Regions from separate parts of the Mus musculus genome. Here region 1 is linked to region 2. A link is a loop called in an ENCODE intact Hi-C map of the cell type or tissue named here. Cell type or tissue: left cerebral cortex. All regions are shown on one strand. Each heading gives the region's core, and the rest is flanking DNA. Links, peaks and the distances in the headings are about the cores only.

The links. Hi-C counts contacts between places; a loop is a spot of excess contacts. Peaks named below come from ENCODE experiments on the same cell type or tissue, not always from the same donor. Only the 100,000 strongest peaks of a DNase experiment are listed, where the experiment ranks them.
Region 1: a loop joins it to region 2, with 1.9 times the contacts of the local background. A loop is called at or near these places in 14 of 42 quality-filtered maps.

Annotation. Positions count from the first base shown.
Region 1 is chr9:56,986,989-57,002,729 of GRCm38, forward strand. Ptpn9 (protein tyrosine phosphatase, non-receptor type 9) reads left to right here and starts at 7,980. Exons shown (of 13, transcript NM_019651.2): 1 at 7,980-8,668. The coding sequence starts at 8,606. In left cerebral cortex, for the core only: CTCF peaks have their summits at 7,933 and 10,175 (motif pointing right); DNase peaks (open chromatin) are centred at 7,144, 7,918, 8,354, 8,685 and 1 more place; H3K4me3 peaks cover 2,686 bases; H3K27ac peaks cover 2,636 bases.
Region 2 is chr9:56,939,989-56,955,729 of GRCm38, forward strand. It overlaps Snupn (snurportin 1), which reads left to right and starts at 10,920. Exons shown (of 9, transcript NM_178374.4): 1 at 10,920-10,965. In left cerebral cortex, for the core only: a CTCF peak has its summit at 7,662 (motif pointing right); DNase peaks (open chromatin) are centred at 7,710 and 10,879; H3K4me3 peaks cover 1,072 bases; H3K27ac peaks cover 595 bases.

The DNA.
Region 1 (15,741 bases), core at 3,066-11,065, 47 kb after region 2:
CTCTCTACTCCTGGAGGGTGTTGCAGGTGGGGAAGGACTCAGTTTTCTTTAAGGAGTGGGCCACTGGGAGATGGACCATGCTCCAGTGAGTATATGGGCAACACAAATTGGACTTTTTGTGTATGTGTGTGGGGTGGGGGTCCCAACGGTGGGGAGCAGAGTTGGGAGGACTAGGAAGTAAGAGTGCTCGGGGTTCATGGTGTGAAATTCCTAAACCAATAAAAAGATGAGAGCGCGAGTAATCAAGTGAACCTATGGTGGAATGCATACCTGTCATCCTAACATTTGGAAAGAAGAGACAGGAAAATAAGGAACTCACAGCCTGGACTTCATGCTTGCCTCTGCTGGGATTGAAGGCATATACTACTATGCTAGGCTTAACTTTGAATTTTTTGTTACTCCTATGTCCACTTCTGAACTCTGCTACAGGTTTCATGCAGTGCTGGCAATCAAGCTCTAACTCTGGGCCACTGCATGCTACACAAGCACTCTGCCAACTGTGGGACATGCATGGCCTCCCCTCCCTACCCTTCTTTTTTGGTGGGAGTTTGAAAGTCAAACTTGGGTTCATCCTGTATTGTCTACAGATGTGTGCCTGCATGTTTGGCACTGGTGTCCTTTGTGTCTGTGTGTGCAAGTGTGCATGGAGATCAGAGGTCAATGGTGGATCTCTTCCTTAATCGGTCTCCACCTTATGTTTTAAATGGATGTGTATGTATTGGTAATATAGGTCTTCTATATATGTATGTATATGTGTGTTGCCATATATATGTATATATACACACAGAAACAAATATCTTTTGTAAAATGAAATTTATGATTTTACCCTTCTTATAGTATTATGGTGAGATTAGATAAATAAAAATTATTTAACTTTTTAAATATTTTTTTAAGCCCTGGCTGGCCTAATACTCACTATGTAGACCAGAGTAGCCTTGAGTTCACAAAGATCTGCCTGCCTCCTGAATGCTGGGATCAAAAACCTATACTATTACGACCAGTGATAGTAAAATTAAATATAATTAAATAAATTAATTAAAAATAATTTAGGACAGTGTCTTTGGGAAATATGGTAAGAATACAATGTCAGTTTATTCCAGTGTATGTACAGTATGATTTATCACTAAGTTCCTAATGGTCATTATGTTGCTCCCAGTCTTTTCCTCTTCAATCCACTCTGTAATGTGAGATCTGTCTGAGCAGGACACCCATACCATGCTTGACTTTGTTAGCTCAAGGCTGTAGTTGGGTCAGGTTTGGTGATATACACCTTTAATCCCGGCACCTTGGAGTCACAGGGAGGTGGATCTTTGTGAGTTCAAAGCCCAGCCTGGTCTATATAGAGAGTTCTAGATCAGTTGGAGGCCTACATAGTGAGACCCTGTTTCAAAAAAAAAAATGGTAGTTTGGGGCCAGTGAGATACGTGGCTGTCATCAAGTCTGACAACTTGCGTTCCATCCCTAAGACCCCCATGTCAACTGAAAGAACTGGCCCTTGAAATTGTCGTTTTACACGCATGGTATGCACAGGCATGTGTGCCACACACATGGTAAATAAATAAATGCAATTTAAAAAAACCTAAAATCAGCCAGACAAAAACAGATGGTAGTTAACTGCATGTGGTCAAATACATATAAACACGTATAATCCCAGCACAGGAAACAGGACAGATCAGGAGTTCAAGGTCATCCTCAGCTAAATAGAGTTCTGAACTACAGGAGACCCATCTCACAAGGACAACAACAACAACAAAACCAAAAACAGGCTAAGCAGAAAAAGAACAGGTTCAAGACAAACCTAGTAGAACATGGCAACCTATGCCTGCAATCCTAGCACTTAGGTAGCCAAGGCAGAAGAGCTGCCCTGAATTCCATCCAGCCTGGGCTGAAGAGTGAGGCCCCTCAAAAGAAAACGAACTCAAGCTAGATGGGCATTTGGATTCTGGCTCTTCTACAGTTTTTCTCTGAGAGCAGAGCTAGCCAGCTAGGTGCTTTTTTTTTTTTTTTTTTTTTTATTTAAGATTTTTTATTTATTATTATATGTAAGTACACTGTAGCTGTCTTCAGACACACCAGAAGAGGGAGTCAGTTCTTGTTACGGATGGTTGTGAGCCACCATGTGGTTGCTGGGATTTGAACTCTGGACCTTCGGAAGAGCAGTCGGGTGCTCTTACCCACTGAGCCATCTCACCAGCCCCAGCTAGGTGCTTTGTACTTAGTTTTTTGTGTCTCATTCATTTCCAAACATTGTGTTGAGCTTCTGATCAGCAACAGTTCTAGCAAACTTCCTTTATTCATCTGCAGGTCCTCATACATTTGCACCTTGAAATCTCCCCAAGCTTCCTGTACTCAGTTAAACTGCATCCTTTATTCTCTCTCCTCACCACACTGGTAGACTGGGTTAAAAAGCCTGGGCTCATGTTTCATCTCAATGGGAATGTCGTGGGTGGCTGCATCTCGGGCTGCAGGTGCCCTCAAATCACTGGGCAGAAGTGCCAAAGGAGTAGAAGTAGGTAGGAACTGTCTGTCTGTCTGTTTGTCTGTGTCCAGTGGTTTTTTAGCATACAGCTATTGCCATTTCTTTCTTATTTGGTTTATTCAATGTTATTGAAAAAATTTACTAGTGGGGCAACTAGTTGATCATTCATCCACTGACAACTTGCATCTTTTTTTTCGCTGCTACGTTAAATATCAGGCAGACTGTTTTATAGATCTGTGCACTCTCTGGCACTAAAGAGTTGTCTGAATTTGATTTACATCACAGTGGACAGATGGGTAGAAGACCCTTAGAATGCTGGATGAGAGGGAGCGTGTCTGTCATCCAGCATTTGGGCAACCGGGATTTAAAGATAGTTTTGCATCTGTGGCTAAAAAGTAAGTTTGAGAACAGTCTGGACTATATGAGACCCTATCTCAAAAAAAAAAAAAAAAAAGTCAAAACCAATGCAAACTGGACATGTTGGTGGATACTTCTAATCCCAGCACTGAGAGAGATGCAGAAAGATGACGGCAGGTTTGTTGGTACCACCCTAGTCTTCCTAGGGAGCTCCAGGTCAGCCAGGGTTACCGAGGGGAACTGTCAAAAATGAAAACAAACAACAAAGACCTTTCAACTGGGTATGGCTGTTTGCACCTTTAATCCCAGCACTCAGGAGGCAGAGGCAGGTGGATCTCTGAGTTCTTGGCCAGCTTCATCTATAGAGTTCCATGACAACCAGGACTACACAGAGAAGCCCTGTCTCAAACCAAAAACAGAGAGAGAGAGAGAGAGAGAGAGAGAGAGAGAGAGAGAGAGAGAGAGAACTTAAAGCAGGAAACCATTGTGATCTCATGATATTGATACAAATTTTACCATTACTGCTAATGTTTAGATTATAAGTTAATTGGTTGTATAAAGAGGAATCTGTAGTATAATGATTTTTTTTAAAGCACCACCTTAATAGGGACTGCCCTTAGATCCCATAGTGGCTTGCCAATGAAACATGTCATCTCCAATTACACCTGCAGAACATATGGCTGAAGAGCCACAAGAACAAATCACTGGATTCTAAATTCCGTGTTTAATCTGTTCTCAGCACTGGGGTCTGCTTGTTGCTGTCACTCTCACAGTGAGCCAAAGTTCCAGCCACACACTCTGGCAGAAGGGAGGATTATCTCTTCATCTCACACTGGAAGAAGCTTCTATCAATTCGTGGGCTTGGTGGCCTGTGTGTCCTGTAATTTCTGATACTGTTTTATTCTGCTGTCTCCTCCCAACTCCTCAAGTTAGTTCTAGAGCTTCTACATTTGTTTAAATGACTGTTTGTTTTATTTAGTTATATTTTGGAGACAATGTTTCACCATGTAACCCTGGCTGCCCTGGGTTCTATAGACCAAGTTGGATTTAGAGATCCACCTTCCTCACTTTGCCTTCTGACTGCTGGGATCAAAGGTATGTACCACCAATGTCCATCTAAATGACTATTTAAATACACTAGTAAAGCTATACTGAGCCAAAACAGTGGTTGCCCTTCAAAGCAGAAATGACTGGAAGGGAACAAAATAGGACTTTGTTAATGTCTTAGGTGTATATTGCTGTGAAGAGACAACATGACTAAGGCAACTCTTAGAAAGGTGGAGACAGAGCTGAGATTCTACATCTTGATCCGAAGGCATCAGAAGGAGACCGCTACACCAGGCATAGTGTGAACATACATGAGACTCCAAAGCCCCTCCCCTTCCCCTCACAGTGAAACACTTCCTCCAACAAGGCCACACCTACTCTGGCAATGCCATATCTAATATTATTGCTCCCTATGGGCTACACATGAGTCTATGGGGGGGGGCTGCTTCAGATTGTTCATAGCTGATAACTATGATTTGTCTTATGCTCTAGGAGGGGCATGATTTTTGGCAGCTGCAGACAGTTATGCTTGGAATTATGGGGACTTGAGAATGTATAAATTTGAGAGCCCTGAGAGGGCCTGTGTCGGCGGCTGCTGCTGGTGCCTTTTGCTGCTATTGCTAGATTGCTGGTTGGGATACTCTTGTCAATGGAGACTGGCACTTGCCCCTAGGAACTGGATGCTCCTAATCAACAGGAAGTAGTCTAAAGAGTTCTATACCCCTTTTTCCCCTCTAACCTTCTTCCTCTCCTACCTAGTGTTGAGGGGTTGGAAGGGTCTAGCAAGGAGAAGGGTGGTAGATATAAGAACCCAATAAAGGGGACTGAAAAGTATGGCTACATATGCATATTATTTGAGTCTTGCATTTTTAAAAAGTTTAACATGTGTCTTAGTCAGGGTTTCTATTCCTGCACAAAAATCATGACCAAGAAGCAAGTTGGGGAGGAAAGGGTTTATTCGGCTTACATTTCCATACTGCTGTTGGTCACCAAAGGATGCAGGACTGGAACTCAAGCAGGTCAGAAAGCAGGAGCTGATGCAGAGGCCATGGAGGGATGTTCTTTACTGGCTTGCCTCCCCTGGCTTGCTCAGCCTGCTCTCTTATAAAACCCAAGACTACCAGCCCAGAGATGGTCCCACCCACAAGGGGCCTTTCCCCCTTGATCACTAATTGAGAAAATGCCTTACAGTTGGATCTCATGGAGGCATTTCCTCAACTGAAGGTCCTTTCTCTGTGATAACTCCAGCTGTGTCAAGTTGACACAAAACTAGCCAGTACAATTGACCCCTTGTCAACTTGACACACAAAAACATCACTAGTAAGCCTCAACCCTTACATTCTTATTCATCCCCAAGGTCTAAATAACTTTAAAAGTCCCACAGCCTTTACATATTCTTAAAATTTCAATCTCTTTAAAATATCCATCTTTTTTAAAATCCAAAGTCTTTTTACAATTAAAAGTCTCTTAACTGTGGGCTCCACTAAAACAGTTTCTTCCTTCAAGAGGGAAAATATCAGGGCACAGTCACAATCAAAAGCAAAAGTCAATCTCCAACTGTCCAATGTCTGGGATCCAACTCACGATCTTCTGGGCTCCTCCAAGGGCTTGGGTCACTTCTCCAGCCAGGCCCTTTGTAGCACACACATCATCCTCTAGGCTCCAGATGCCTGTACCCCACTGCTGCTGCTGCTCTTGGTGGTCATCTCATGGTACTGGCATCTCCAAAACACTGCATGACCCCTTCAGTCCTGGGCCTTCAATTGCAACTGAGGCTGCACCTTCACCAATGGCCTTCCATGGCCTCTCACAGTACCGAGCCTCAGCTGCTTTGCGTGACCCCTTCATGCCTTCAAAACCAGTACCACCTGGGTGAACCTTACATATTACCAAGTCCTGCTGCAGCAGGAGTACAACCTTGGCCATCTCTGGAACACAGCCTCTTTGTGCTTTCAGAAAACACTTCCCAGAAGATGTCACCTCAATGATGCTGGTCTCTTCTTAATCACCGCTAATTTCTTAGCTCCAGCTAACCAGCATCAATAGTCCCAGTAATGCAAAGTTTTTGCTTTGGTAGTTCTGGTATCTTGTTAATCACAGCTGATTCTTCAGCCCCAGCTAACCAGAACTACAGAATCTTCACAATCAAAACAGCAATGGCCCTGAAAAGAGTCTTTAATTTTCCCTCTGAAATTTCACAAACCAGAGCTCCATCTTCTGCGGTGTTCTCAACATTATCTTCCAAGCTCCTACACAACATCTGACAGAGCTCTTAACAACGGATGGATCTTCAAGCACAACGTTCTAAAGTCCTTCCACAGTCCTCCCCAAAACATGGTCAGATTGTCACAGGAATACCCCACTCTGCTGGTACCAATTTGTCTTAGTCAGGGTTTCTATTCCTGCACAAACATCATGACCAAGAAGCAAGTTGGGGAGGAAAGGGTTTATTCGGCTTACATTTCCATACTGCTGTTGGTCACCAAAGGATGCAGGACTGGAACTCAAGCAGGTCAGAAAGCAGGAGCTGATGCAGAGGCCATGGAGGGATGTTCTTTACTGGCTTGCCTCCCCTGGCTTGCTCAGCCTGCTCTCTTATAAAACCCAAGACTACCAGCCCAGAGATGGTCCTACCCACAAGGGGCCTTTCCCCCTTGATCACTAATTGAGAAAATGCCTTACAGTTGGATCTCATGGAGGCATTTCCTCAACTGAAGGTCCTTTCTCTGTGATAACTCCAGCTGTGTCAAGTTGACACAAAACTAGCCAGTACAACATGTATGGGTGTTTTTTTTTTCCTGATGTATGTTTATACATCACATGCTCCTTAAAAGTTCTATACTACCACGTGGGTACTAGAATTGAACCCAGATCCACTCCAAGGTCAGCCAGTATTCTTAACCACTGACCCATCACGCGAGTCCCTGAGTGTCTTCATTATTTTACTTCCTGATACATCTTCCATTATCTTATACTGTCTTATTTTAACTCCAGTGCATAGTGCAGTGTCTGGTGTGCAGATAGACTTGTTATAGACTGTCTTCCAGTTTCAATACTGAAACCAACTCCTGAGTAGGTTCCTGAGTTCAGCGTAGAGTTCATTTTACTGGTGGCAAAAGACAAACTAACATAGTTGAGGGGCAAGGAGGCATGGACATGCCTTTAATTCCTTCACTCAAGAGGCAGATCTCTGTGAGTTCAAGGCCAGCTTGGTCTACACAGCCAATTTTGGGACAGCCAGGGGTACATAGAGATCCTTTCTCAAAACTCTGTCTTTCCTGGCCCCCTGACCCTCCACACACACAAAGGAAAAAACTTAGCAGAGGTAACCCTGAAGCTGCTATTGCACTGGTGCCAAAATGGAGTTAAGAATATATATAATTTATTTTTTAAAAAGTTCTCCAAGATGGGCATCAAAACCTATAGCATTTTCTTTTCCGAAGACCCATCCCCTGGTTCTTTCTGGACTTCAGTCCTGGGGGGACTAGTTGTGGCACTCCGATTTCTTGAAATCCTTCTAGAATACTTATCTTTGGTCTAACATGATAAAAAAAATCACAGTAGGCCCAGCCCTGCCTTCTCAATGCTCCTATCCTGAGAGACCCAGACTCTGCTGTTTACCCTAGAGTAAAATCATGCATTTGCAAAGGCTGTGGGCTTCCTGAATGAATTCTGAAACAGGATGTCTCTCTCTGTCTCTTCCTCACTCTCTCTTTGTACCCGATTACAATTAGCTACAATGATGCTGGACTACAGGATACATTCATTGAGCAAAGAAATGCGGCCCTTGCTTATCTGTCAGATCCGAGGCATCTTGGACCTCACAGGCAACCTTTCAGACCCTACCACGAATAGGTAGAAGCCGCCCGTGAATACCGGGAAGGGCACCGGTCCTCGCGCAGTTTTGGATTCTTTTAACTCCCAGTCGCGTCTCCCTCCCGCTCCCGTAGGGGAGTCGCCTCTCGTCCCCGCAGCCCCTCCCCCGCCGCGCCGCTCCGTTCCGCTCAGCCTCCCCTCCTCCCAGCTCCTCTCTGTCTCCCCCTCTCGGACAACGTCCCCGTCCGGCCCGGCCCTCCCCGGCTCCTGTTTGTGAATGAGATGCTCAGTTTCTCAATGGAGCCGTGGGGGGCTCGGGCGGACGCGGCGCAGGCCGCAGCGCTGGCCCTGAGCCGGGAGGGGGACGCCTTTTCCTCGCTCGCTCGCGCCCGCCCTCCCTGTCTCCGCGGCGGCTTTTGAGGAACTGGGCCGCGAGGCCACGGAGCAGTTCGCAGGGCCCGCATCCCCGTGGACGCCCGGGCTGGGCGGTCTCGAGGCGCCGGCGAGCTCTGCCCCGGGGGTTAAGCGGCTCGGAAGGCCGACGGCCTCCAACTCCCGCCAGGCGCCTTCGCGGTGGCTGTAAAAGTTGTGGACTCCTAAAAAAGAAAGAAAGCCAAGCAGACCTCGAACTGCTGTTAGTTCCTCGCCCGCACTTTCTCCTCCTCAGGACAGGAGGGGTGGCGTGAGGAAAGGAGTGAAGCAAACAGGAGGCATTTCCTCTCCGCGGGGAGCGACAGCGGGCTCTCCCCGGCCAGCAGGAGCGGCGTTGGCAGCCGCCGCGGGCGCCGGGCGCTCGCACCATGCGCGAGCCGACCGAGAGCTGCTGAGGCGCCGGGCCACAGAAGCGGAGCGCGAGTGCAGCGGGTTCTGGCGCTCGCCCACCAGACCTGCCCCGGCGGCGGCGGGATGGAGCCGGCGACCGCGCCCCGGCCGGACATGGCGCCGGAGCTGACCCCCGAGGAGGAGCAGGTAAGCGCCGCTGCAGCGGTGGGTGTGTCCGAGCCTCCGAGGCCTAGGCCGGCCTCTGTTCGCCGGGCTGCGCTCCTCGCCCCGGGCCCTCAGCGGCTCCTGCTCGCATTTCAGGCCTGCGGGCTGGCCTCCCCGGGCCGGAGACCGCGCCCCAGGCCATCGCCCAGCCCAGCCCCGGAGCCGTGGGACCCCTGGCTCTGAGATTCTTATGCTTCGAGACTTCCGGGGGGGGGGGGGTCCGTGCTGCTCCATTTCAATGAATATTAAAGTTCCTCGAACTGGGGCGGGCTCCCCACTGGATGACTGCAGGACACCTTGTCCCAGGCCCTTCTACTCTCTGGAAGCGTTTGCATTTTTTTTTTTTTTTCTCGAGGGTCCGTTGTTTTCAAGGGCAAGGAAAGCCATTTGGGGGGAGGATTCCTAGGTGGTTGTCTCCGTTCCCAAGATGGGGGGAGGTAGCGCTGGTAAAGAGGTGGCCCAGATTCTCAAAGGAGCCCTTCAGGCTTTCAGACTGCTGTGACGGGCCTACTTGGACAGATCCTGAAAGATCTGTTCCTTTTCTAGCTCCCCAAGTCCCTGGCCTTGACCTCCCTATTCTGCTTTCCCAGGCTAGGCTCTTACCCTCGTCCCCATTTCCCTGCCCCCACCTCATCTGACAGTCTCCATCTTTCTGAAGCCCACACTGGAGTTCCATTGTCCCTTTTTAAAGCTTGAGATCTTAAATTCCCAGAAAGTAGTAGCTTGCGTTATCATTTGAGGGGTTTCTGTAAGCGAGAAGCCTAGCGAGCGCTCTTATAACTTTACACCCCCCCCCCCATATTCCAGCTGTGGAAACACGGACTAGATGAGATTCAGAACCCCACGGATTGGGCTCTTGCTCTTCTCTCCTTGGCACTGCTCATATCCAAACAGAAGCTGTGCTCAAATATGGCCATAATCTGCTTGTACCTTACAAAATAAATGAAAGAGGAAAAGGTGAGACATGCTGGTAATGATCCGTTTCACACTCTCACGCCCTAGTTCACAGGCCCACATTTGCTAACACAATCTGGAGTGGGGAGATGTCTATTTTGACAAACTAACATTGGTTTAATGGTTTTTTTTTAAAGACCTTTTTATGGTTTATTTATTTTTATTTTATTTGCATTGGTGTTTTGCTTGCATATATGTCTGTGTGGGGGTGTCAACTCACTTGGAGATGGATTATGGATACCTGTGACTGCCATGTGAGTGTTGGGAATTGAACCTAGGTCCTCTGAAAGAGTAGCCAGTGCTCTCTCCAGCCCCAAGACCTGATTTTTAAAAAGCCCTTGAATTTTCTTTTGGAAAAGTCATGCTTTCTGTGGAAATGATGTTTTTGTTTTGTTTTGTTTTTTTAATTTCCCCCAGACCTATACTCTTATTGACTTTAAATAAACTCAGCATGAGTAAAAAAAAATTTTTTTTTAAATTTACTTATTTTATGTATATGAGTATACTGTAGCTGTCTTCAGACACACCAGAAGAGGGCAGACATTCAGAAGAGGGTAGACATACCAGAAGAGGGCATTGGATCCCATTACAGATGGTTGTGAGCCACGGTGTGGTTGCTGGGAATTGAACTCAGGACCTCTGGAAGAGCAGTCAGTGCTCTTAACCTCTGAGCCATCTCTCCAGTAAAAAAAAAAAAATTTAAGAATACCTTTTTAAAAACAAATTTGCAAATAGTGGTAACAGCTTGGTAACTGCAACAGTGTTTTCAAAATGCTAGTGAGACAGTGCAAGCAGGTGGCCAAGGGCCAAGGAGCCACTCTGCCAGGACTGGGAAAGGCCTCCCTACTAATGTGTTACCTTGATTTTTTTTTTTTTTTTTTTTTTTTTTTTTTTTTTTTGAGACAGAGTTTCTTGGTGTAACTAGCCTTGTCTGTCCTGAAGCTCTCAACCTGCAGCATCTCAACATGCTGGCCTGGAACTCACAGAGATCCACCTGCCTCTGCTTCCTGAGTGCTGGGACTAAAGGTGTGGGTCACTACTGCACCACAGGTTGATTTATTTTTATTTATTTATTATACACTGGGTGACTTTTTTTTTTTAACACATTCATTATTTTTCTTTCATTCCTTAAATGTTCTTAAGATGTGTATGTTTCTGTTGTACACTATATATACCACTTTATATTAAGATGTGTATGTGTCAGCGGGGCAGTGGTGGGGCATGCCTTTAATCCCAGCACTTGGGAGGCAGAGGCAGGTGAATTTCTGAGTTCCAGGTCAGCCTGGTCTATAGAGTGAGTTCCAGGGCAGCCAGGGCTACACAGAGAAACCCTGTCTCGAAAAACCAAAAAAAAAAAAAAAAAAAAAAAAAAAAAATTAAATTAAAAAAAAAAAAAAAAGAATACTCTGATGTGGCCAGCTGTAGTGATACACACCTTTGATTCCCGCACTCAGGAGGCAGAGGGATCTGAGTTTGAGGCCAGCCTGTCCTACACAGCAGGTTCCAGGATAGTTAGGGGAGAACAGAGAAACCCTATCTTGAAAAAAGGAAAAAAGAAGGAAAGAAAGAAAGAAAGAAAGAAAGAAAGAAAGAAAGAAGAAAGAAAAGGAACCTGTAATCCACAGAATTAGTATTGTAACTGGAGGTTTCTTTCTCTACCTTATAAAAGAACAAATAGAAATTAAATAACTATGACCTAGGAAAAAACCTCAGCCAAACAAAAACACACACTCAAACCATGTCTGGTTTCCAATGCCAGACTTTGTAGTTACTCCAAAATGTTGAAAGACAAATATAATAGTTTCTTATTTTAGTTCAATAAAACATTTTTTTAGTTTTCTAATTAATTAATTAGCTAATTAATTAATTAAAAGTCGAAGTTTCCCTATGTAGCCTTGCCTGGTGTGGAACAGCTTGTAGAGCAGGCTGGCCTTAATTTCACAGAGATCCACCTGTCTGTTCCTTCCATGTGCTGGGATTAAAGTCATGTAACACCATGCCTGACTATCAGAGTTTTCCTGAGTGTTGGGATTATAGGCTTGCTCCACTATACTGGGCATAAAAGGTCTTCCTCCTCTTCCTCTTCCTCTTCCTCTTCCTCTTCCTCTTCCTCTTCCTCCTCTTCTTTTCTTTTTGTTTGTTTGTTTGTTTGTTTGTTTGTTTGTTTGAGACAGAGTTTCCTGGCTGTCCTGGAACTTGCTCTGTACATTAGGCTGGCCTTGAAGATCCCCAGCTTCTGCCTCCAGAGTGTAGTGATTAAAGGTGTGCGCCACCACATTGGCTATAAAAGGTATGCTTAAGGTCAGTCTTGGTGGCACTGGGGAGGCAGAGTTGGAAGATCTCTGAGTGATTTTCAGGCCAGTCAGGGCTAAATAGTGAAACTATGTTCCAAAAAAGAAAAAGAGTTTGAAAAAAAAAAAAGAAAGAAAAAGAAAATCGTTAGGTTAGTTGGGTCTTATTTTGTATGTCTACTTGTTTACTTAGCTCTTTGTGGAAAGGGGGTAGACCCCAGAGCCTTTTATGTTTGAGGAAGGCACTGTACTGTTGAGCTATTCTTATTCTCTGTCATGGAACCCTATTCGGTAATCAATTAGGAGATTATACTGACTAGCATATAAAGGGTGGAGTTAGTCTTTTTGGAATGTTCCCACTGCTTTATAGCTACTGTGGACTACTCTCTCCTGAAGATTAAATATGTCTTTCTGTAGTCATGCCAATCAAAATTTTGGACACTTTTTTTTGTTTTTTTGTTTTTGTTTTTGTTTTTGGCTTTTTCAAGACAGGGTTTCTCTGTATTGCCCTGGCTGTCCTGGAACTCACTCTGTAGACCAGACTGACCTCGAACTCAGAAATCCGCTTGCCTCTGCCTCCCAAGTGCTGGGATTAAAGGCGTGTGCCACCACCACCAGGCTAATTTTGGACATTTTATTGCCCTTATTCCTTGTATAAAATGTATCATTTGTATAAAATGTATTATCAGGCTTTCTTAAGTATCTCTTTAATTTGTGAGCTTCAGGCTGTCACCCTGACTATGATCACAATCACTCTTGTCTAGATTAGTGTTTTATCCCAATAAGAGTTTACTTTAAAATTTTTTTAATATTTGTGTATATGCCACAGATATTACAAGTGCCATGGCAGGAATGTAGAGGTCAGAGAGGACAGCTTTCAGGAACTGGTTTTCTCCTTCCACCAGGTGTGATCCAAAGATTGTACTGAGGTGGTCAAGCTTAGCGGCAAGCATGTTTACCTGCTGAGTGGAGGCTCTGGCCTCCTGTCTGATCCTATAGCATAGTTGAGAAGCTAAACTCAGATTGCAAATCTGGTTTCATCTTCCCTTCAGCCTGTCCACCTTCCAAATCAGCGCTGCTAGGAATATTTTTTTGTTGGAGATATCCTGACTGTGGAGACTGGACTTGCCCCAAGGAACCCAAAGCCCTTAATCAGCAGGAAGTAGTCTAAAGAGGTCTATGCCCCCCTTTCCCTCAAACTTCCTCTCTCCTATCAAGTGTTGGGGGATTGGAATGGATTAGGGTGGAATAAATGTTGGAAGGGTGGTAGCTGTAAGAACTCAATAAAAAGCTAAAGAGAAAGTATGCCTACAGAAAGTCATGGTGGCTCACATTGTAATCTCAACCTAGGAAGTTGAAGTTGGAGGATTGCCATGAGTTTCAGGCCAATCTGGACTAAAGAGTGAGATCCTGTTTCACAGAGAGGGGACAGGGGTTGGGGAGATAGCTTTTTTTAGTAAATTGCTTACCTTGTAAACGTGAAGACTTGATTTGATTCCCAGAATTCACAAAGAAGTTCTGGGTGTTGGTGGTGAACACTTGTAACCAAGGAGCTGGGGAGGTGGAGACAGGAGGATCCTGGGCTCCCTGGCCAGACATCCTGGCCTAATTGCTGAGTACGGGACCCACAAGACACAGATACACACACACTGAAAAATGAATAAACCATAAATAGTGACTCAACTAGAACTGGATAATGATACTTAAATTAAGTAACTATAGCCTTGTAAAGTCTTACATGGTTATATGGTTATTCCAGTAGCAATTGATGGTGTAGGACAATATAGTAATTCTCCTTTTTTTGTTTGTTTGTTTTTTTGTTTTTTGAGACAGGGTTTCTCTATATAGCCCTGGCTGTCCTGGAACTCAGTTTATAGACCAGGCAGGCCTCGAACTCAGAAATCTGCCTGCCTCTGCCTCCCAAGTGCTGGGATTAAAGACGTGCGCCACCATGCTCAGCATGGTAATTCTCTTAAGTACTTATAATTCTATTCATTGCCAACTAACAATGGTTTCAATAATTTATATTCTTCTACATAAAAAGAAATTAATCTCCAGTATGCTGATAACAAGCATTATATTATATTATATTAGTGCTAAGGATTGAACTTAAGATCCAATGAATGCTAAACATATGATCTAATAATGATCTACACTACTCAGTACTAGTTTTTTTAAAAAAATTTTTAATGAATTACAAATTAAAAAAAAATCGAGCCAGTGTTCTCACTATAGACCAGGTTAGCCTAGAACTTGCTAAATAGGTCGGGCTGGCCTTAAACTCCTATTCTTCTATCTGTGCTTCCTGAGTGCTGATACCAAAAGTTTGTGCTACCATTCCTTGCTTGGTTTTTTAAGACATGATTTCATTATCTGGCTCAGATTGGCCTTGGAAAATCACTGCCATGAGTTATCTATTAATGTTTATTTGCAAAGCTTGTAAAGAAAATCCTTATTTCAGCTCTCATAGCATTGTAAATACTAAAAAGGACTCACTGGAGCACTTAGTGTGACTGTAAACAGTCAATCGAGCTAGCCACTACTACATTCCTTTGCATATTGAACTTTTGGGGATTTAGTTACTGAAAACAATCCTAAGGAGGAACAACTGTTTCAATTCACCCTGGGATCTATATACTTAGTGGTTTTTTTAATATTATTAATATTTAGTTTACTTTTTTGAGACAGGGAGACCTTTTGACCTTGGCTAGCCTGGAACTTGCTTTGTAGACCAGTAGAAAGATCACTCCTGGTTGATAATATATGTGTGTGTGTCTGTGTGTCTGTGTGTCTGTGTATTTTATTTATATGCATATATGTGTGTTTGAGGGTAGGTTTGTGCATATGAGTGGAGTGTCCGAAATATCCAGAAGAGGACGTTGTATCCCCTGGAGCTGGAGTTACAGGCAGTTGTGAACTGGTCCTCTGGAAGACCAGCACCCACTTTTAACTGTTGAGGCATCTCTCTAGTGTTCTGGTGTGTGTGTTGCTGTGGATCAAACTTGGATTTGTGTATTCTGGGCAGTTTCTCTACTGTGTTGGCTTTTATGACTGTGAGAAAATGAGTACTTTGAATCTTTATAGTATTGGGTTTTTTTGTTTTTGTTTGTTTCTTTTAAAAAATATTTATTTATTTATTTATTTATTTATTTATTTAATGTAAGTACACTGTAGCTGTCTTCAGACACTCCAGAAGAGAGCATCAGATTTCATAATGGGTGGTTGTGAACCACCATGTGGTTTCTGGGATTTGAACTCAGGACCTTTGGAAGAGCAGTCGGCACTCTTAACTGCTGAGCCATCTCACCAGCCCCGTTTGTTTGTTTCTTTGGTTTTTTTCTGAGACAGGGTTTCTCTGTGTAGCCCTGGCTGTCCTGGAACTCGCTTTGTAGACCAGGCTGGCCTCGAACTCAGAAATCCACCTGCCTCTGCCTCCCAAGTGCTGGGATTAAAGGCGTGCGCCACCACGCCTGGCTTCTTTATAGTATTGTTGTGGGAACTATTTAAAAAAAAACAAAAACAAAAACAAAAAAAAAAACCTGGCACTTCCCACGCTGGCAACTCTCAGCCTTGGTGGCCTAGCTGGCCACACTATGGTGGGCAACGGCTGACCTGTTTTACCTTGTGGAGACTCTTTGGCCTGGAGCTCCTGAAACAGCTCCACCCAGTTCTCTAGGTTCCCACTGGCCGGTCATTGCCAAGCCAGCCCCGTGCTTCAAATCCCCCACAGCCTTTGTGGTGCACATCTGGCAAACCCACACTTTGCTGCCGTACCTTTCTCTCTTGAACCCTCCCAGACGAGCATGTGAA
Region 2 (15,741 bases), core at 3,240-11,239:
GTCTCAAGAAATAAAAGACTGAAGAAATGACTAAGCAGTAAAGAGCACTAGCTGTTCTTCCAAAAACTCTACTTCCAAGGGATCCAATATCCTCCTCCAGCCATGCATATGTATATAGACATGCAAGCAAAATACCCATCTACCAAGAGAGGGAGAAAAATTGGGCATGGTGGCATATGCCTTTAATAATATTTCTTTGGACTCATCCAATCCCAGCACCCAGGAGGCAGAGGCAGTTGGATCTCTGGTCTAGAGAGTAAATTCCAGAGCTACAAAGAAACCCAGTTTCAGTACCTCATCCCCAACCCCCAAATTAAAAAGCAAAACAGCCGCTGAAAGTGAAGACAAAAAAAGCTCTGATGTTAGGAGCTTGCACAGCTCTTGAAGAGGATCCCAGTGTATCAGACTTAAAATTACCTATAACTCCAGCTCCAGGGGCATGAAATACCTTAGCCTCCTCAGGCTCCTGCACTTACATATGTATATCCACACACATAAACAAAACTAATACTTTTAAGGAGTTATAGAGGCTGGGCTGTATGGCACATGCCTTCAAACTCAGCACCCTGGAGGTATAGGCAGGTGGATCTCTGCATTTGAGGTCAACCTGGTTTACAGTGAGTTCCAGGATAGCCAGGACTACACAGAGAAATCCTGTCTAAAACAAAAGGAGAAGAACAAGAGTAATCCGGAGAATGTCAGGCATGGTGGCGCACGCCTTTAATCCCAGAACTTGGGAGGCAGAGGCAGGCGGATTTCTGAGTTCGAGGCCAGTCTGGTCTACAAAGTGAGTTCCAGGACAGCCAGGGCTACACAGAGAAACCCTGTCTCCGAAAAACAACAAAACAAAAAAGAATGATCTGGAGAGGTGGCACAGCCCAGCTGTATGTTTGTGTATGTTTGTTATAAATAACTTGGGGGTATTCACCAGAGAGTACTGTTTGGACATAGGTTTAAGTCACTACCAAATCTTTTGGCCCTCAGTCCACTACACTGAGCCTTTTCCAGGGTGAGCTTTAAAGCATAAAAATCACGTTTTGGGTTGACACACTTAACAAGAACAGTTTGCCAGAAGTGGAATTACAAAAGCCCAAAAGTAGTACTTTGAGAGACGTTTCCAGAGCTATGGACTTTGATGGATTAGGTATTTGTTTTCATTGTTTTACAGCCTGAATGGCACTGCCATCATGGAGTCGGTTGTGTGAGGTCTGCAGGCCTACTAAGGTCTGGGGCCCTGTTACATAACTATGGCATAGGGCTTGAGAGACCTTCGCAGTTCAGGGTACTTGCTTTTCTTGCAGAGAACCTAGGTTTGATGTCCATTGCCCATATGGTACTTTGTATATGTACTATGTATAACTCCAGTTCCCAGGATTCAGTGCCTGCTTTTGACCTCTGAGCACCAGTCATGCAGGTGATATACATACATACATTCAGGCAAGCACTCATATACACAAAATGAGAATAAATAAATCTTTTCCAAAAGTAGCTATGGCAACTTGCCTCAGAGTGTTTATTGCATCTCCTGGCAGCAAAAGCCAATCCTTTCTTTTCTCCATGCAGGCTACACACATCACTAAGCTATAGCCTAGTTCTTTGACTCTTTTGGTTTTTCGAGATGGAGTTTCTCTGTGTAGTTTTGGCAGTCCTGGAGCTCACATTGTAGATTATGCTGGCCTCAAACTCAGAGATCTATCTGCCTGCCTCTGCCCCAGAATGCCGGGATAAAGGCATGTACCATCACTGCCTGGCTCCTTTTACTTTTTAAATTATTTGTAGCGTCTTACCATTTAGCTGTAGCTGACCTGGACCTCACTGTGTAGACTAAACAGGTCTTGGATTCAGAGAATTCCTGCAGGTCTTTTGGGTACTGGGATTAAAGTGTGCATCACCATGCCTAGCTCATCGTTTGTGTTTTTTGGGTTTTGTTTTGTTGTGGGAGGAGGGGTGGGGTTGAAAGGTAGGAGATGAGACATGGTCTCAATGTAGCACTGGCTATCCTGGAGCTCACTCTGTAGACCATCCTGGTCTTGAACTCAAGAGATCCACCAGCCTCTGTCTCCCAAATGCTGAGATTAAAGGCAGGTGCCACCACACCCAGCTTAATATTGGAAGCAGGGTCTTTATGTTGTCCAGGCTGGTTTACAGTTCTTGAACCCAAGCAGTGACCCTTCTGCCTCCAGCTTCCTGAGTAGCAGGGACCTCAAGTGTATATTACCACATTCAACTCAAAAGGTTTTCTATTTTGTTTTATTTAGATTTACTGCTGGCTGATGGTAGAACACACCTTTAATCCCAGCATTTGGGTGGCAAAAGGAAGCTAACCTCTTAAATTCAAGGCCAGTGTGATCTACAGAACAAGTTCCACGACGGCAGGGCTACACAGAAAACCCCTGTTTCCAAAAAATTGATTTATTATTGTTAATTGTGTATACATGTGAATTATGTGCTTATTATGAATACAAGTGCCCGCAGGGGCCAGAGGTATTGGATGTCCTGGAGCTTGCTGGAGTTAGAGGGAGTTTTGAATTTCCTAATATGGGTGCTGGGAATTGAACTCAGGTCCTCCGAAAGACTAGATACGCTCTTACCTGCTGTGCAGGCTAGTTTTATGTCAACTTGACACATGCTAGAGTCCTTGGAGAGGAGGGAGCCTCAATTAAGAAAATGCTTCCATGAGATCGGGCTGCAGGCAAGCCTGGATAGGACCCTTAACTAATGATTGATGGGGGAGGGCCAGCACTCTGTGCATGGGGCCACCCCTGTGCTGGTGGTCCTGGATTTGTATAGTAATAGCAAGCTGAGCAAGCCATGAGGAACAAGCTGCAGGGAGCACTCCTCCATGAGCTCTGCATCAGCTCCTGCCTTCAGGTTCATGTTCTGCTTGAGTTCCTGTCCTGACTTCCTTCCATGATGAGCAGTGATGTCCAAGTGTAAGTCAAATAAAACCCTTTTTTCTCCAACTTTCTTTCTTCATGGTATTTCATTACAACAATAGTAATCCTAACTAAGACAATCACTAAACCATCTTTTCAGCTCAAAAGCTTTTTATTTCGATGAGCTTGGTAGTAGAGGCAGGAGGCTCTCAGGTTTATTCATGGTTAGTTAGCCTGAGTAACTTAGTGAGACTGTATCTCAAAATAAAATGTTAAAAGGGAACTTGAAGGGGGCTGGGGTGTAGTGACAATGTTGGCAGTTTGGTTTCTTTAAACACACACACACAGAAATATAAGAATATGTTTTCATTTTAATCCCAGGTGTGGGATATGAGGCTGCTCCTTACTGCCCACAGCAGCTGAATATGGTTTGCCTCATGCTCTGGTCGGGGTGTGATTCTGCCAGCTGCCGATAGTTTCTTCGATTCCGTGATACTTGGAATTCTGGGTGCTTTTCAGAAGGTATATAAATGCTAGAACCCCGATAGGTTAGTGGGTTGTTGGTTTTTAAGTAGTCATTTGCAAAGAAAAATAAATATATCTTGACGGTGAAGATCAAACTTACCTGAAGGAATCCGAGGCCTCCAATCTGCAGGAAGTAGTCAAACGATAACGTTGACCCCTTTCCTCTCTACCTTTTTTCTATCTAGTGTTAGGAGTTTGAAAAGGTGGGGACAGGGTAGAGAAGGGTGGAAGAAAGAACCTACAAATAGCCAAAGTCTAGCTACACTGTGGAGATGGCTTAGAGGTTAAGAGCACTTGCTGCTCTTGCAGAGGCCCTTGATTTGATTCCCAGAACATACATCAGGCAGCTCACAGCACCATGTAACCTCAGTCCTAAGATTCAATGTTCTTCTCTGGCTTCCTTGAATAGCAGGCATGCTTGTGGTGCAATATACATATATTTAGGCAAAACATGCACACAAACTAAAAATAAATCTTTATAAACAACAATAACTAGAAATTAGACCTTGTGATGTAGATCTGTAATCCAAGCTACATGGGAAATTAGCTTGGGCTAATTAGCTTGGAAAAAGCTGGGAATTAGAAGCTTAAACCTTCCTAGAGCTAAGTGTAAATCTGTGCTAGCCTGGGCGACTGCATGAGACCCCAAAGGACTGGCTATAAAGGGCTAAGGCTTCCCTTAGATTAAGAATAGAATGGCTCAGTTAGCCAGCGAAAAGCACTTGGTTAGAATGTGAGAGTCTTAGGGTTTAGTCCCCAGTATCCCTGAAACAAAAAATGAATAGAATGAAAATAGAATTATAAATTCAATATTAACTGGCCTCTCTTGATGACTGAATATATTTAACCTGGAGTCAGCTGACTATTGAAAAGGAGGAAGAAAAATGGGATGTGCTGTATTCACCAATCTCAGAGCTCCAGAAATGAAGGATCAAAGGTCATCCACTGCTTGAGGTGTTCCTGGCCAGCCTACACTGCAAGAGACTTTCGAAACTCGATCCCTACCCTTTATCCTTCCTAAAAACAGGAAGATGAAGCTCAGGCATGGTGAATTCCACTGAACACACCAATAAAAGATTTATAGACTCATATTCCAGTTACTCAGGAGACCGAGGCAGAAGTGTCCAGTAAACTGCCTTCCTATCCATCTTTAAGGTCTTGACAAGAGGTTCAAGCTTAAATAAAAGGTGAAAATTAAGCCAAAGGACTCTTGGGTAAGGTGGCCTCTAATAAGTTGTTGGAACAGTTATCCAGGAGACAGTTTCTTCCTGCGGCTGGCAGGAGGCTTCAGCATTTTTCTTCTCCCAGCGTGTATTCCTAGAGAAATTCCGATTCTCAATGGCCAAAGAGAGATCTGTCCCTTCACCTTCCAGGAGTTGTATCTGCCCCTCTCTGCTAGGCTTGGTTGTGGCTCTGCCTTGAGAACTCAGATGTCTGTCCCATCTTGAGTTCTGGCAGTTGGGTTGTGAATGCCCTATTTCAGCATTCATTCATTCTGGCCTGGTGGTATTTTCTTTTCTTTTTTGCTTTTTGAGACATGGTCCCAGCCGGGCATGGTGGTGCACACCTTTAATCCCAGCACTCGGGAGGCAGAGGCAGGCAGATTTCTGAGTTCGAGGCCAGCCTGGTCTACAGACTGAGTTCCAGGACAGTCAGGGCTACACAGAGAAACCCTGTCTCGAAAAACCAAAAAAAAAAAAAAAAAAAAAAAGAGCCATAGTCCCACTCTGTAGCTCTAATTGTCCTGGAACTTACCAGGCTTCCTTTAAACTCATAGAAATTGCTTGCCTTTGCCTCCCAAGTGCTGGGATTAAAGACATGTGCCAAGATGCTCAGCTGGCACCTCCCCTTTGATTATGAACCACTGTTCCAATTCTAAATCCTAAGGTTTAGGTTCCTGAGTGGAGATTTTTCAAAGCAGGAATTATGGGTCTACCCCAGAGATCAAGGTAGAGGATATTAAAGTCTGGGAATCGCCACACAAACCATTCAGACACCATCCCAGTTAAATGGGGCTGGTTTACTGACCACACCACCCAGGACTGCTGGATCAGGGACATGGCTCAGACTCAGGTTCTGAAAGCTATGACCATGAATATTTTCCAGGGTCAGTTTATATAGGGAAAAAAAAACTATAATGAACACATATACGTGTGTGGGGAAGGTTGTAGGGTGGTCTGCCTTTTTTCCAAGTGTTTTTAATAGTTTAGAGAACAGTTCAAGCTGTCCTCTATCTTGCTTGGCTCTAGTGAAGGCTACAGTTGGGGAATTTCCAAGAACAATAATAATAATAAACCTCAGGATATATGGTTGGCCTTGCTCTGAGCCAGACTATTTTTCTGTGTCTATAGTCAAGCTGCTGACTTCCTTAGCATCATGAAATGCTTGCAGGCATGAAACAAAAGGGTTACAGCAAAGCCAGGGATGATTTTAAACTAGGGAGCAGGCTTCAACATGGGTTTCAGTCTTCAACAGTAGATTCAAATACAGATGTGATTCTGTCCACATGACCTTAATAACATGCCAGATGGGAATCATTGACTTAGTTTAGAGTTGGCCACTTGGGTCATCTTAGGCTGGCAGATGATTTTAACCGTCAGTCTAACCTTCTCCCTTATCCCCCAGTACAAGGCAGGATTGGTCAGGCTCACTTGAAATGCAAAGTATGGAATAGGAAAGGGATGTCACTCTTGTGATAGGCTCTAGGCTACATATTATAGATTTCCCCGATTTTATAAATGTCAAAGCTGAAGCCAGGTGTGGTAGCATACACCTGTAATCCCAGCTATTGGGATGTGGAGGCAGGAAGGCTGCTCAGAGTTTGAGGTCAGCATAGGCTACAGAGCCAGACCCTGTCTCAAAATAAAAAGACTAAAGCTGGGTGGGTCCAAGCACTTTCAGTTAGTTAGAATTTTTCTTTGTTAAGTTTTTTTAAAAGGGTATGTATGCCAATATATATAAATAACTCAAGAAGGTGGACTCCAGAAAGTCAAATAACCCCATTAAAAAATGGGGCTCAGAGCTAAACAAAGAATTCTCACCTGAGGAATACCGAATGGCTGAGAAACACCTGAAAAAATGTTAAGTCAGAATGGCTAAGATAAAAAAATTCAGGTGACAGCAGATGCTGGCGAGGATGTGGAGAAAGGGGAACACTCCTCCACTGTTGGAGGGATTGCAAGCTTGTACAACCACTCTGGAAATCAGTCTGGCGGTTTCTCAGAAAATTGGACATGGTACTACCGGAGGATCCTGCAATACCTCTCCTGGGCATATATCCAGAAGATGTTCCAACTAGTAAGAAAGAAACATGCTCCACTATGTTCATAGCAGCCTTATTTATAATAGCCAGAAACTGGAAAGAACCCAGATGCCCCTCAACAGAGGAATGGATACAAAAAATGTGGTACATTTACACAATGGAGTACTACTCAGCTATTAAAAAGGATGAATTTATGAAATTCCTAGGCAAATGGTTGAACCTGGAGGGCATTATCCTGAGTGAGGTAACCCAATCACAAAAGAACTCAAATAATATGTACTCACTGATAAGTGGATATTAGCCCAGAAACTTAGAATACCCAATATATAAGTTACAATTTGTAAAACACATGAAACTCAAGAAGAACGAAGACCAAAGTATGGACACTTTGCCCCTTAGAATTGGGAACAAAACACCCATGGAAGGAGTTACAGAGACAAAGTTTGGAGCTGAGACAAAAGGATGGACCATCTAGAGACTGCCATATCCAGGGATCCATCCCATAATCAGCCTCCAAACGCTGACACCATTGCATATACTAGCAAGATTTTGCTGATGGGACCCTGATATAGCTGTCTCTAGAGAGACTACGCCAGGGCCTAGCAAACACATAACTGGATGCTCACAGTCAGCTATTGAATGGATCACAGGGCCCCCAATGTAGGAGCTAGAGAAAATACCCAAGGAGCTAAAGGGATCTGCAACCCTATAGGTGGAACAACATTATGAACTAACCAGTACCCCGGAGCTCTTGACTCTAGCTGCATATGTATCAAAAGATGGCCATCACTGGAAAGAAAGGCCCATTGGACACGCAAACTTTATAAGCCCCAGTACAGGGAAACGCCAGGGCCAAAAAGTGGGAGTGGGGGGGAGGGTATGGGGGACTTTTGGGATAGCATTGGAAATGTAAATGAGGAAAATACCTAATTTTTTTAAAAAAAGAAAAAAAAAAGGGTATATATGCAGATGCTCTATCTGCATGTACACTTGCATGCCAGAAGAGGGCACCAGATCCCGTTATAGATGGTTGAGAACTCAGAGTCATTCAGAAAATGGGTCAGTTCCCATAGGTACTGGCAGTATGTGTGAGTGGCACCTTGGTGTGGTAAGTTTGCATACATTCTCACAATTATATACTGACACACACATCCATATTGACATATGCATATGGAGCAAAAGACCAAGCACCGGTGCAGAAAGAACTCACACATTCTGGATGAAAAATGCGCTCCAATCTTTATTGCATAGAGAAAGAAAAGGCTTCTACCCTTTTAATGCTAAGTGAATTAAACCCGTGTTTTTAAGAAAAAGAGCTTTGTTCCGTTTAATAAAACTAAACCTGCCTTGTCCTCACCATGGGACCTGTTCTGTCCCATGGTAAGGAGAAGCCTGCCTGCTCCTTCTGCTCTCTGTGACATCTTCTTTTTTCCTCTTTCCCTCTGCATTCTGCACATTGCTCTCTTAGTATTTTATGTTACCTATAATTTCCAAGTTATTCCACTCTGCATTCTCCTTCTAATATAAAAAGTGTTGTCTAAAAACTTCTCCTCGGGGGCTGGTGAGATGGCTCAATGAGTAAGAGCACCCGACTGCTCTTCCGAAGGTCAGGAGTTCAAATCTCAGCAACCACATGGTGGCTCACAACCATCCGTAATGAGATCTGACTCCCTCTTCTGGTGTGTCTGAAGACAGCTACAGTGTACTTACATATAATAAATAAATAAATCTTAAAAAAAAAAAAACCTCTCCTCAGCCCAGTTCCTCTCTCAGCTCAGTTCTCACCTCCGTTCCTCTCACCTCAGTCCCTCAAATCTGACTCTTTGTCCTCAGACCTTAAACATCTTTAAGATTACATGATCATATGTTAAAAAGTACATCAAAAGTTCACATAGAAAATCAAATATAAATTGAAATAGAAGTTTACAACAGATTGTTTCCATGCATATCCATTAGGAGTAGTTATCTAGCTAAACATCCATCACTTGTCTCAGCTCCACAGGTTCACCGAAGGTTTAAAACCACAACTAAAAGCCGGGCGTGGTGGCGCACGCCTTTGATCCCAGCACTGGAGAGGCAAAGGCAGGCGGATTTCTGAGTTCGAGGCCAGCCTGGTCTACAAAGTGAGCTCCAGGACAGCCAGGGCTATACAGAGAAACCCTGTCTCAAAAAAAAAAAAAAAAAAAAAAACCCACAACTAAGTTATAAGTCAAGTTTTGTATAGATAAACCCAGTCAATATCTTATCTTCTGTCCTAGCACCTGTAATAAATCGTTAGTTCCCCTTTTATAATCTTTGGGTAATTGTTTTACAACCTCTTGGAATGTAGGAGAAAGTCTGGTTACCATCTAAGAGCAATTAACTGGTGACACTAGGGAGACTGGCAGAGTTCTCATTGCAGTTTTGACTATCAGAAAAGGACCTAATAGCAGTCCTATTATAAAAGAGCTTAATAGTCATGGATATAATTTTAGGAATTCTTATAGGATCATTATTAAGACTTAAGTCATCTATTTGTCTATATAGCATCACTAGAAGATAGTACAACTTCGTTGATTTACAGAGATCTACTCCAAAGGGGTGTGCTACTACTTAGTGATTGTTATATATATTTAATAATAACAGGAGAAGCATATTAATAGCAGGAATCTCTCCTAAAATGAGTCCCTTACAGCCTCGCTTAATAAGGGCTCACCTGTCACAAATTATATAATAATCCGAGCCGGGTGGTGGTGGCGCACGCCTTTAATTCCAGCACTTGGGAGGCAGAGGCAGGCGGATTTCTGAGTTCGAGGCCAGCCTGGTCTACAAAGTGAGTTCCAGGACAGCCAGGGCTATACAGAGAAACCCTGTCTCGAAAAACCAAAAAAAAAAAAAAAAAAAAAGAAAAGAAAAAATAATAATAATCCGAAGCAGGCCACTTCAGGATGATCAACTGCTAGTTATTAGCTTGTCCCATTATGGTTCCTGACAACCCTGGCCAAATTACTCCCCCACCACCACCCACAGGGCTCCTGACTTTCCAGGAACTCTGCAGACCAGGCTGTCCTTTAACTTAGAGATCTGCCTTTCTCTGCCTCTTGAAAGCTGGCATTAAAGGCATGTGCTAGCACTACCAGCCAGTCCTGCTTTCACCCCCTGTTGTTCGATTACAGGGTGGTGCCACTGCAAGTTTAGCGCAGGCTATACAAACACATTGATTGCTGAGCAACATCCCTAGCCACACCCCAGTTCATTGAGGTGTTAGAAGCAACGCATCTGGCTCACATTATAAGCATTAAGTAGCAAGTCCTGTTTTCATTTTACATGCTAGAAGTCTTACCCTGCAGACACGATGTATGGGTTTGCTTAGGGTCTCCTAAATCTCGGTCACTCATGTAACTACTTTCAAACCGGACTAAGTGCTGCACTCAAATGCTGAACGTTACCTATCAGGAATCGAGCCAGGTCCCTTTCCGCGTCATGTTAGAAAGGAGAATAGGGATAGCAGTGGTGGCGCACGCCTGCACGCCTTTAATCCCAGCACTCGGGAGGCAGAAGCAGGCGGATTTCAGAGTTCGAGGCCAGCCTGGTCTACAAAGTGAGTTCCAGGACAGCCAGGGCTATACAAAGAAAGAGAGAGAGAGAGAGAGAGAGAGAGAGAGAGAGAGAGAGAGAGGAAGAGAGAGAGAAAGAGAGAGAAAGAGAGAGAGAAAGAGAAAGAGAGAGAAAGAAAGAAAGAAAGAAAGAAAGAAAAAGAAAGAAAGAGAGAAGAGAGAGAAAGGAGAGAGAGAAAGAGAGAGAGAAAGAAAGAAAGAAAGAGAAAGAAAGAAAGAAAGAAAGAAAGAAAGAAAGAAAGAAAGAAAGAAAGAAAGGGAAAGGAAAAAGGAAGGGAAGAAACGTTTATTAGTTCGAAACCTGAAAGCCATTCAGAAAATCGCACAAGCAAGACAAAAGGGCTGTCAGTGCAACTCTCGAGTTTGGGCACACCCGGAGAGGTGGCGGCCACGAAGTCACGGTTTTGTCAGTGAAAGGATCCGGGGCAAGTTTGCGATCAGTACTGAAGGCTCCGTATCGCGGACAATCTCGCTAGAATCCCGAAAAAGCCTAAACCAAATCTGGAAGCCCCTCCCTAGGGAGAAGAGTCGCTCAGTTCAGGGCGGAAGTAATGTCCTGCCCGACTCAACTCCCGCGATGCACCACGGTAGGCGGAGCCGGAAGTTCGAGTGCAAGCTTGAGCGGGGCGTGTCTAGCTCCGCTAAGGCACCTAATTGGTCAGTCGGCACAGGCACTGGCGGCGTGCGCGAGTGGTACGGACGTGCGGTAAGTCTGGCCCTGTCTAGTTTGGCGTTCTCTCAGCCGCAAGCTCAAACTTCTTCTGATGACCCAGGGCTGGCTTCGCAGCCGTTACCTGGGGAGGCTGGCCAGTCTTGGGGACTTGGACTTGGCCATATTTTTGTCGTTGTATTCCAGGCAGTCTGGCTCAAACTCATGAGGAACATTTATGTGTGGCAGGGAGAATTCTGTAACCGAAAGACAAACGACTCCATTGCTAGAGAGACAGTAGCGGGGAGGGCGGCAGAGTTCACGGACGTGTGGTGGGAGCATCTATTGGGCTGGAGAAGAGGCTTGGGTGAGCCTGACACTTAGGAATTAGTTCGCTTCTTTTCCTCGGCCTCCTGCCTTGCTGCCATTGCAGGTGTATGACACGTAAGGTCCTGTTAGGGATCATTTCTATGGCATACTTCAGGATACCTTGACGGGGAAGCTCAGTAATTATCTACTGAATACTCCCGGTTATTTTACAAACACTCTGATGCACACCTTAAATCCACACTGATAATAGTCACTTTTAACAAATTTTCTTAGAAAGTATTCTTAGCCGGGTGTGGTGGTTGCATACCTTTAATCTCAGCACTCAGAAGGCAGGCAGGTCTCTATGAGTTCGAGGCCAGCCTGGACTACAAGGAGAGTTCCAGGACAGAAAACCTGTCCCCAAAACAAAACAAAACAGAAAAAAAAAAAAGTATTTTTAATGTCTTAGGATATAGGAATGCAGCTTTCTTCTTTTTCTCCTGGGTTTCAGACCCAAGGCTTGGTGCAAATATGGTGCGCACTTTGGCAAGTACTTTACCAAGTGGAGGTATGGCACCATCCTTTGTTCTTTTATTTGTTTATTTTCCTATATGCATATGTGTATGTGTGTTTTGCCTACATGTCTGCACACCACATGGGTGCCATGCTGGGAAGAAAGTCAGAAGAGAGTTCCAGTTAGTTCCCTGGAATTGGTTTACAGGTGGTCATGAATTACCACATGAAACCCAGGTCCTCTGGAAGAGCAACCAGTACTCTCTTTTTTTTTTTTTTTTTTAACTAGTGCTGTGTGTGTTTTTAAGATTTATTTATTTTTATTTATATGAGTACACTGCAACTGTCTTCAGACACACACTAGAAGAGTGCATCAGATCTCATTACAGATGGTTGTGAGCCACCATGTGGTTGCTGGGAATTGAACTCAGGACCTCTGGCAGAGCAGTCAGTGCTCTGAACCGCCAAGCCATCTCTCCAGCCCCGCAACCAGTACTTTTAACCTAATGGCTGAACCATCTCTCCAGTACCCTTCCACCCTGTCCTATCCTGTCCTGTGCATTCTTGCAAGATGGAAACAGTTGATAACAGTGTAAAGGTACTTCCCACTGCAGAACTGTATATTTGAATGGTTAAGATGCTCACTAACCTCACTCCATCCCCAAATCAATCAAAACCAAGCACTGTCACTGGGCTACAAAGCCAGCTGCTTAGCTACATTGACGGACCAGATTGCAGAACTGGGAATTGGACCTAGGGACATCACACATGCAATGGAAACACTCCTCTATTGAGTTATAATTCCAGCTACCCCCTTTAAAAAACGATTTAGTTTATTACGTGCCTCACTATATGTATGTGTGCCATGTGCTTGTCTAGTGCTCACAGAGGCCAGAAGAGAGTATCAGATTTGTTGTGAGCCACTGTGTTGGTGCTGGGGATTGAATCTAATTCCTCCGTAAGAGTGACAAGTGCTCCTAGCTCCTGAGCCATTTCTCCAGCCTGTTTTTTTTTTTTTTTTTTTTTTTTTGAGACAGGGTCTCAATAGACCCACACATATCTAGAATTCCCTAAGAATCTGAGACTGACTTTGAATTGCTGGTCCGCCCTTCCTGCCATCCTCCATGATCCCCCCCAGTGCTGGGATTTTAGGTATTGGTGAGCCTGGTTCCAACCTGTTTTCTTTTTCTTTCTGAGATAATTAAGGTCTTGCCAGGTTAGCAGGCTGGTTGTGCGCTTACTCTGTAGCCCATCCAGGCCTTTAACTTGTCATCCTCATTCCTCACCCTGTGAAGTGAGGTCATGATATTATAGGTGTGAATCACCACATTTTTGTTGTTTGAGAACACGGTCTCTCTAGTGTATTCCTGACTGTCTTGGAGCTCATTATATAAACCAGCCTGGCCTTCAGTTTGCAGTGATCCTTCTGGGTGCTGTGGTTATGTGACTGTGCTTCTGTACCTGGCTACCACCTTTTTAGTCACGTGTTCTCCCTGTTGTACCTTTCTCCCAGCCTTCTTTCTGCTCTCCTGTCACATATGTTCTCCCCCAAACCCCTGTTTTTTTTTTTTTTAAACATCTTTTTTACCCCCACATTTTTTTATTAGATATTTTTTTCATTTACTTTTTTTTTTGGTTTTTCAAGACAGGGCTTCTCTGTGTAGCCCTGGCTGTCCTGGAACTCACTCTGTAGACCAGGCTAGCCTCGAACTCAGAACTCCACCTGCCTCTGCCTCCCAAGTGCTGGGCTTAAAGGTGTGCACCACCACACCCTGCTATCAATTATTATCATTACCTCACTTAAAACAATGCTTTATAGATCCAGGGTCTCATGTTAGTCAGCCCTGCGTGGCCTGGAACTCACAAAGATCTGCCTCCCAAGTGCTGGGATTAAAGGTGTGCTAACCTGGCTGTTGTGTGCCATATTTTTATCACCTCTTCTGTTCCATTTCTAAGCTGGTCCCATTTCTTTGGTATTGTGAATAATGCAGCAATAAACATGGATCTGCACATGTCTGTAACTCCAGTTCCAGGGACCTGATGCCCTCTTCTGGCCTCTGATTGCATCAGGCTTGTTCATGTTGCATGTATATACACACAGGCAAAACACTCATACATAGAAAATGGAAAATAAAAGTAAGTCTTTTTAAAGAGGGAGAGGACCAAAAAATAAAAATAAAAAAATTAAAAATAAAAAAAGCCACCACCACCAAAAAACCCCACACATAACAGGAAAGCAGAAAGAAGGCTGGGAAGACATAGCCTCCTTTGGGTATACATCCAGAAGCAGTGTCTTCGTTAGCTTTTTGTTTTTGTTTTGTTTTGTTTTTCTTCAAAACAGGGTTTCTCTGTATAGCCCTGGCTGTCCTGGAACTCACTTTGTAGACCAAGCTGACCTCGAACTCAGAAATCCGCCTATGTCTGCCTCCCAAGTGCTGGGATTAAAAGCGTGTGCCACCACACCCACCCTTAGTTAGCTTTTTATTTCTGTAATAAAACACTATAACCAAAATCAACTTAAAGAGAAAAGGGTTTACAATTCCAGCTAACAGTCTGTCACTGAGGGAGTGAGGGCAGTAACTTGGAGGCAGAAACTGATGCAGAGGCTATGGAGGAATTTTCCTTATTGGCTTGCTTTTCAAGGCTTACTCAGCCTCATTTCTTGTAGCACGAAGGATCACCTACCTGCCCGAGGGCACTGCCCATAGTGGACTGGGTCAAGAAAAGTACCACAACCAAACATTAGACAGAGCTCGAGAAGTCTTGTGGAAGAGTTGGGGAGAAGGATTGAAGAACCCAGAGGGGATGGGGACTCCATAAGACCAATAGAGTAAATTAACCCGGTACCTAGGGAGACTTTCCATTCTCAGGGGTGAAGGAGAGGGAGGACTGGGAGGCTGGGAGGGTGTTGTGATCAGGATGTAAAATGAATAAATACATTAATTAATTGGGGAAAATGTACCACAAGCTTGCTTACAGGCCAGCCTGGTGGGGACACTTTCCTTTTCTTTGTTTTTTTTGAAATGTTGCCCCAGCTGTCCTGGAACTCTATGTAAACTGGATTTGCCTCTGTCTCCTAAGTGCTGGAATTAAGGCCACGTGTGTCACCATGCCTGGCCTTGGTTCTTTCTTTCTAAAAATTATTTTTTAAACAATTTTTAAAGATTTATTTGTTTATTTTATATATATGAGTACACCATTGCTCTCCTCAGACCCCATTACAGATGGTTGTGAACCACCATGTGGTTCCTGGGAATTGAACCCAGGACCTCTGGAAGAGCAGTCAGTGCTCTTAACCACTGAGCCATCTCTCCAGCCCTTCTTTCCTTTTTAAATTATTTATTTATTCATTTATATCTGTATGTGTATATGTTTGTCTAAGTGTATGTTTGTGCAGCAAGCGAGTGTAGGAGACCTTGGAATTCAGAAGAAGCCATTGAGCCCTGGAACTGGGAGTTACAGGCTGTGGTGAGCTTTCAGTTAAATCCAGGTCTCCTACAAGAGCAGTAAGTGCTCTTAACTGCTGAGCTGACTCTCCTGCTCATGGGACATTTTTTTAAAAATTGATGTTCTTTGTTCCAAGATGACTCTGGTTTTTGTCATAGTTGTCATAAAATTAGCCAGCACAAATGGTATTGCTGTGTCATTTATATAGCTCTATTTAAAAATTTTTTTTAGAAATATCTATACTGATTTCCATAATAGCTAAGCAGTCCTATACTGCCACCATCATAATTATAAATTCATATTTCCGCAATCCTCTCCAGTATTTGTTATTTGTTTTGTTTGTGATAGCTATTCTGATTGTACTGAGATGAAATATCAAAGTGTTGTTTTTTTTAAAGATATATTTATTTGTTTTATGTACATGAGTACACTGTATCTGTCTTCAGACACACCAGAAGAGGGCACCAGATCTCATTACAGATGGTCGTGAGCCACTATGTGATTGCTGGGAATTGAACTCAGGACCTCTGGAAGAGCAGTCAGGGCTCTTAACTGTAACTGCTG